2 separate regions of the Mus musculus genome follow, and region 2 is linked to region 1. A link is a loop called in an ENCODE intact Hi-C map of the cell type or tissue named here. Cell type or tissue: heart. All regions are shown on one strand. Links, peaks and the distances in the headings refer to the core of each region. The heading gives the core; the rest is flanking DNA.

Region 1 (2,924 bases), core at 316-2,815:
GAATTTAGAATTGAAGCTAAACTCCTTTACCACAGGCTTGGAACAATTGGAACCCACTTCACTCTCATCCAGGCTATCTCCCTGTCACTCCCCACTCATCCGCCATGATGAAATTCTTTCCTGGAGGCTGCTAAGCACCTTCCTTCCATAAATTAAAGTCTCCATTTTCTTCTAACTATAGATTTTGTTTTGCCCAGTGATTTTTCTCACCTTCCAAGAGGAGACGTTCTAAAGAATTTTTCTTTAATCAGCACCAACCCCCGTTTTGGTGGCTTAACATCTTTTTAAATATCCTTTTATAGTTACAGAAATTCTCATAATGTACATAATCTCACCAATGAATCCTTTTCCCCCCAAGATGTAAGAACTCAGCTTTGCAGCCTTGCTGCCACTGAAGTCTAACATCCAGGATCTACCTGTCACGAGTATGGCAATTCATCTCCCACTGAGAACCCAACTCCCTTCCACACTGGGATTTGGCTTGGCTCAGACTTGCACAGGTTGTGTTCATGCTGCGGTAAATGCTCTCAGTTCATATACCCAGCTGCCCTGCCTTGTCCAGGTGTTTTCTTGCAGTCAGGCACCATTTCAGACTCTTTTATGCCTTTCCTCCTTTCCCGTAATGATCCTTGTGTCTTTGGAAGGGGTGTAGTGTATATGGTCCTTTGAGGATTTAGAATCCTGTAGTCTCATATTCTGTGCACCTTGCCCACTTGTGGGTCTCTGGGTTAATCACCATCTATTGCAAATAGAAGCTTCTCTCATGAAGGATGAAAGATGCATTAATCTATATGCATTACAAAAAGTCATTAGAAGTTGGTTTAATACTATGTCCATTTAACAGAGTAATGGTGGTATATCCTCCCTAGCGCCTAGGACCTGTCTACCAGAGGTTTTTAGCAGTCAGTGTTATTCCCTCACCCATGCTCACAAAGCATTTTTAAAACATATTATCTAGCTAGGTGCTGATCCACGTCAACACATACTTGGCTTTTTCAGATGCTAAACTTGGACATTAAAAACTGATATAAACCAAGCCATGACTCATGATCCAACCAGGATTCTCATGAGCACCCTCTCCAGGATTCAGACAAGCTGCTTGGATGATCAACTTTCAGTGTCTTAATTCCCAACGAAAAGACCTTTCTGGTCTTAACTAGAGAGCCTCAACTTCTCATCCTGGAAAGGGGTTTTCTTGTAAGGACTTAGCAATGACAGGCAAGTGGAAGGAACGAGCGACATTAAAACATAGATTAAAGAAATCATCACTTAGGTAATGAAGTAAGAGATTTCTCACTCCCTACTCTTCCTCGGTGGGAGGCAAGCAGGTGGAGCAGCCTTTGTAAATGAATCCCTAACAGCGCCACCTGTAGGCCGAACCCTCAGGAAGCACCCCCTCTAAAGCTCCTCTACCTTGGTGTTTCTCAGAGTCTCATGCACTTGCTGTTTTCAATGGGTTAATTACCAAGGAAGCATTTTTCCTCTGTGGTCTAGACATAGAAATATCCAGATATTGTTTCCCTTGAAAGGCAGCCATCCTGCCGAACGCACTTGATCACCAGTTCCCATGTTTTTCTAAGGCCAGATGGGGCTAAACACAATTTCTGAAGCAAGCGTCGTCTCCCGCCTCCTTTCTCACCGATTAGCAGCTTATTTGTTTTTGACCGAGGATGCTGCCAGGCAAACAGAGGGACTGCAAAGAAAATTCCTTGGTTTTTAAGGTGGGGAAACTAGAGAATGATGGATTCTTGATGTTGCCAAGAGGAAACAGGGCTTAGACCTGACAAATAAGCATGGCGTAAAGGTTGACTAGTCTTATATAACGTCAGTAGTAGGAGTACAGAGTTGAGATGCTAAAATAATATAAATTTCTTAACTGAAACCTGAAGGAGTGTGTGTGTGTGTGTGTGTGTGTGTGTGTGTGTGTGTGTGTGTAAAGTAAGAAAGAAAAAAACAAAACAAAACAAAACAGAAACCTCAACCTTTGGGGTGGGGAGAACCTTAACCTTGACATTACTATCTCTGTGACCTTGGACGTCATTCACCTTGTTGAGGCTCTGTGTGTCTTCACATGCACACTAAGGTGACTAAGGAGAGTTTGTAATTATGGTGGTCCCACCTTTGAAAATCTTTGAACTCTTTGTGACTCTCCTCAGGGGGACATTCTACCTGGATTTTGCATTGTTTCTTTCTGGCTGTCTCCTCCCCCGCAACTGTCTGAGGGCTTCCGTTTGGGAGTTTCATAAACAGTGGGAAAGGCAGGCCGATGAGTCTGCTCTGAGAACATGATAAATAACCCCACTCTCCCGAGGGAGCCTTCCCAAAAGAGGCCAGGAACACCATAGAGGCATTGGGAGCTTTAAGGGACACTGTATCCCAGGACAGACAGGCAAAGGAGCCAGGCTCATGCAGGCCACATGAGGCATTCTGAGGTTATTCTGAGAGGACTTGGACTTCCCCTCCCCATCCCAGACTCAGATTCCAGAGTCCCTGAGGTCCCCGGTACAGCCACAACAATCGCCACTGCCAGGAACAGTGGTAAGTAGCAGGAGCTGAACCCTGACTGGATCAAGAGGCACTCCAGCTTTTAATGACTGGGACAACTCAGTTGGCCACCAGTGCTGTTTTCTCCCAACTTTGCTAAAAGTGCCAAGCTTGTGATTGCTGATGCCCAGTGCTGATATTTCCACTCCGGGCCAAAGACTGTGAAAAAATATGTTTAAAAAATAGAAAAGAGTCAATATGATTAATGTTCTTGAAAACTGAAAAAAAAAATTAAGTCTCAAAACACCATTAAAGAGAATGAAGGGACAGACGGGTTTTGGTAGCTGTTGTGCCTAAAGGGACACCACTGCCCAAGCCTCCAGCTGACAGCAGACTAGACTCTGCTCGGTTACTAGGAAGCCACATGAGAATACAGAAAG
Region 2 (2,924 bases), core at 286-2,785, 260 kb after region 1:
ACTTTCAAGGAAAATATTACAATGAGTGCATGTACATTATAATCAGTAATACAAGGCTGAGAGTCGATGTGCGAGAAGGTGTTCAAGGTTTAAGTCAATTGATAATAATTATAAAATGCTCAGTACTGTGTTAACACAGCTAACATTCAGTGAGTGTCAGTTACGCTTAATAGACATGATACTGCTGTCAATAACATATTGACTACATCTCTGCCTTTGCGCAGAATCCCTAGGGGCATTCATCTGTTTTCCAAAGCTCTGTAATTTTTTGCACATGTATATTGTTTTATTTGATTCCCCTTCACTCCACCACATATATAAATCTTCACTTCAGGGAATGATTTATAGCATTCCATAGAAATGTGTATTGAGCTAAACTCATTTAGAACTAAATACACGTGTGACTTATTTTTCAGTTAGGACACAGTGTGTAATTGATAGCCTCAGTCTGGAGGAGGAAGGTAGTAAAGTGTATTGTTAGAAAAGCTGGAATATTCAACTTAGCATCGGGTCTGACCCTCCTACATCTAACTCTGGGGGTTACCATCATTTTCAGCCCATCTTCTTACATTTCCAGTGAGTCATTTAACTTGGCAACAAAGGTAAAACTAAAGTGGGGTACAAATATTGTCTGATGACTCTTGCAGTGTCAACATTTATACTGTTTGAAACATTGTTATCTCTGTGGGTCTCAAACTTGAGAAGGCTCAGGAATTGCCTGAGAAGACTTTTAAAGCACAGACTCCGTGATCCTCAGTCCTAAGAGGGCTAAACTTTAATATGCTCTGATCATATCTGTATTTGTACCACAGTACTGAAAAATGAATAAAGGCTTAGTATTTATTATGAGTTACCGCTATGCTTTATATAGAATTTGCATTTTGAATAAGTAACCAGGTAAGATACTGAAGTTGCTAGCAGGGAGACACACTTTAGAAGCACTGATGATCTTCTTAGACTTTGAGACTGTGTTGTCACCTGGCCTAAGACACTCCTGTTAAGTATATTCCCTGTATGATGAATATGGTGGCAAAGTGAACCCAGGCTCAGAGCAGCTGACTTTAGAAGTATTAGTACCTATAAAGGTGCCTCAAAAACACCCACAACAGGTAAGCTCTGCTGACTACCGTTTTGTTTAAGGCTCATGGAGTTAAGAATGAACCTCCTGAACCTATAGCTACAGGGCACAGGAAACACTTGCCAAGGTCAGAGCCATTGAGGTCAACCAAGTGCAGCTAGTTTTATGACTCACAATTGCCATCTAGTGACGCCTTTGACTTACTACATTGGTAGCTGACTGGATAAAAGGATGCTATCATTTGAACGTTGATTCTTTTTTCCTTCTGTCTTTATTTCATCCATTATGTTCAACATGGGGAGTTCTAAAAACAAACTTTAATATGCTCTGATCATATCTGTATTTGTACCACAGTACTGAAAAATGAATACAGGCTTAGTATTTATTATGAGTTACTGCTATGCTTTATATAGACTCAATAGTCCACAGCAATTCAATGAAATAGTTATTTTCTCCATTGTAGAGAAAAGAGACAACGATTAATGTACGAAACACTTCAGAGATTTGCCCGAGGATTTTCTGTTTAGCAAAATGGAGGAGCTGAGACCGAATCAAAGCAGTTGTTGAGAAACATGCTAGGCGGCCTCTCACATCAGCAACACAGAGACCCAATCTAAGTGTCACTGCTAAATGAATGGGGAAAGAGAAGGTGGCATGGTCGCATAATGGAATACTTACTATTCAGAAAATCCTGTCATTGTGACAACTTGAATGGAGCCAGAGGATATCATGTTCAGTGAATTGATTCAGTTAATAAAACGTGTCTCTAGCTGCATATGTATCAGAAGATGGCCTAGTCGGCCATCAGTGGAAAGAGAGTCCCATTGGCCGTGCAAACTTTATATGCCAGGGCCAAGAAGTGGGAGTGAGTGGGTGGGGGAGTAGGTGGGGGACTTTTGGGATAGCATTGGAAATGTAAATGAAATAAATACCTAATTAAAAAAAATAAAACAACAAAAGAATCCCTCATAGTCTACCTCATCGAAGAAGCTAAAATTTGATCTCATAGAAATAGAGAGAACAGCGTTCCCTGGGGGCTAGTCCACTTAGGGAAAGTGCTAAGGAAGATGTTGGTCAAAGGTTCCAAGGTGACTATTGTAAGGAAATAATTCAAGAACTCTGTAGGAGAGCAGGGTGATATATACTCACAGTGCGTTTTTGAAAAAAAATAATAAGGTGAATGTTGGGTTCTCCTCACACACAAAAACTGTGTGAAGTTATGGATATATCAGGTAGCTAGATTCAGCTATTTTTGTGATTCAAAACATTATACTGTATATAATAATTATGTATAAATTTTGTGCATAATTTTAAATTAGGTCATTTATTAGCTTGAAAAAATAAATCATGGGTGCTGAAACAAACGATATCTATAAACCATTTCCCAAATGTAGTTGAGCAAAGGTGAGGTTTTCTGAATTTTCTCAACAAAATCAACTCATGTGTGAATAATTAAGGAAATATTCCCATTAACAAGAAGCCAAACAGATACAGCACAAAGGGCACTGCGATGCAATTAGACCTAGAATCAACTTCAGCTTTCTATACTTGAGTTATCCAATGAAGTTGGCCACAAAAGCAAATAGTAGTGCTGTAGACAGTGTCTTAGTTAGGGTTACTATTGCAGTGATGAAAGACCATATGTAAAAGCAATTTGAAGAGGAAAAGGTTTATTTGGCTTATGATTCTATTGTCTATCACTAAAAGAACAAGAGTTCAAGAAGGACAGGAACCTGGAGGCAGGAGCTACTTACTGGTTCGCTCCCCGTGGGATGCTCAGCTTGCTTTCTTGACGAAGCCATAATCACCAGCCCAGGAATATACCCACCCACAATGCTTTAGACCT

What was found. Hi-C counts contacts between places; a loop is a spot of excess contacts. Peaks named below come from ENCODE experiments on the same cell type or tissue, not always from the same donor. Only the 100,000 strongest peaks of a DNase experiment are listed, where the experiment ranks them.
Region 2: it touches region 1 in a loop (1.8-fold over the local background); 2 of 42 quality-filtered maps call a loop at or near these places.

Annotation. Positions count from the first base shown.
Region 1 is chr16:57,928,023-57,930,946 of GRCm38, reverse strand. No RefSeq gene overlaps it. Among named protein-coding and RNA genes, the nearest start is that of Gm24039, 45 kb to the right of the region's middle. In heart, for the core only: a CTCF peak has its summit at 1,384 (motif pointing left); DNase peaks (open chromatin) are centred at 1,596 and 2,406.
Region 2 is chr16:57,667,827-57,670,750 of GRCm38, reverse strand. All of the region lies in intron 2 of Col8a1 (collagen, type VIII, alpha 1), which reads left to right. Among named protein-coding and RNA genes, the nearest start is that of Gm51269, 59 kb to the right of the region's middle. In heart, for the core only: a CTCF peak has its summit at 1,260; no DNase peak of the experiment used is centred there.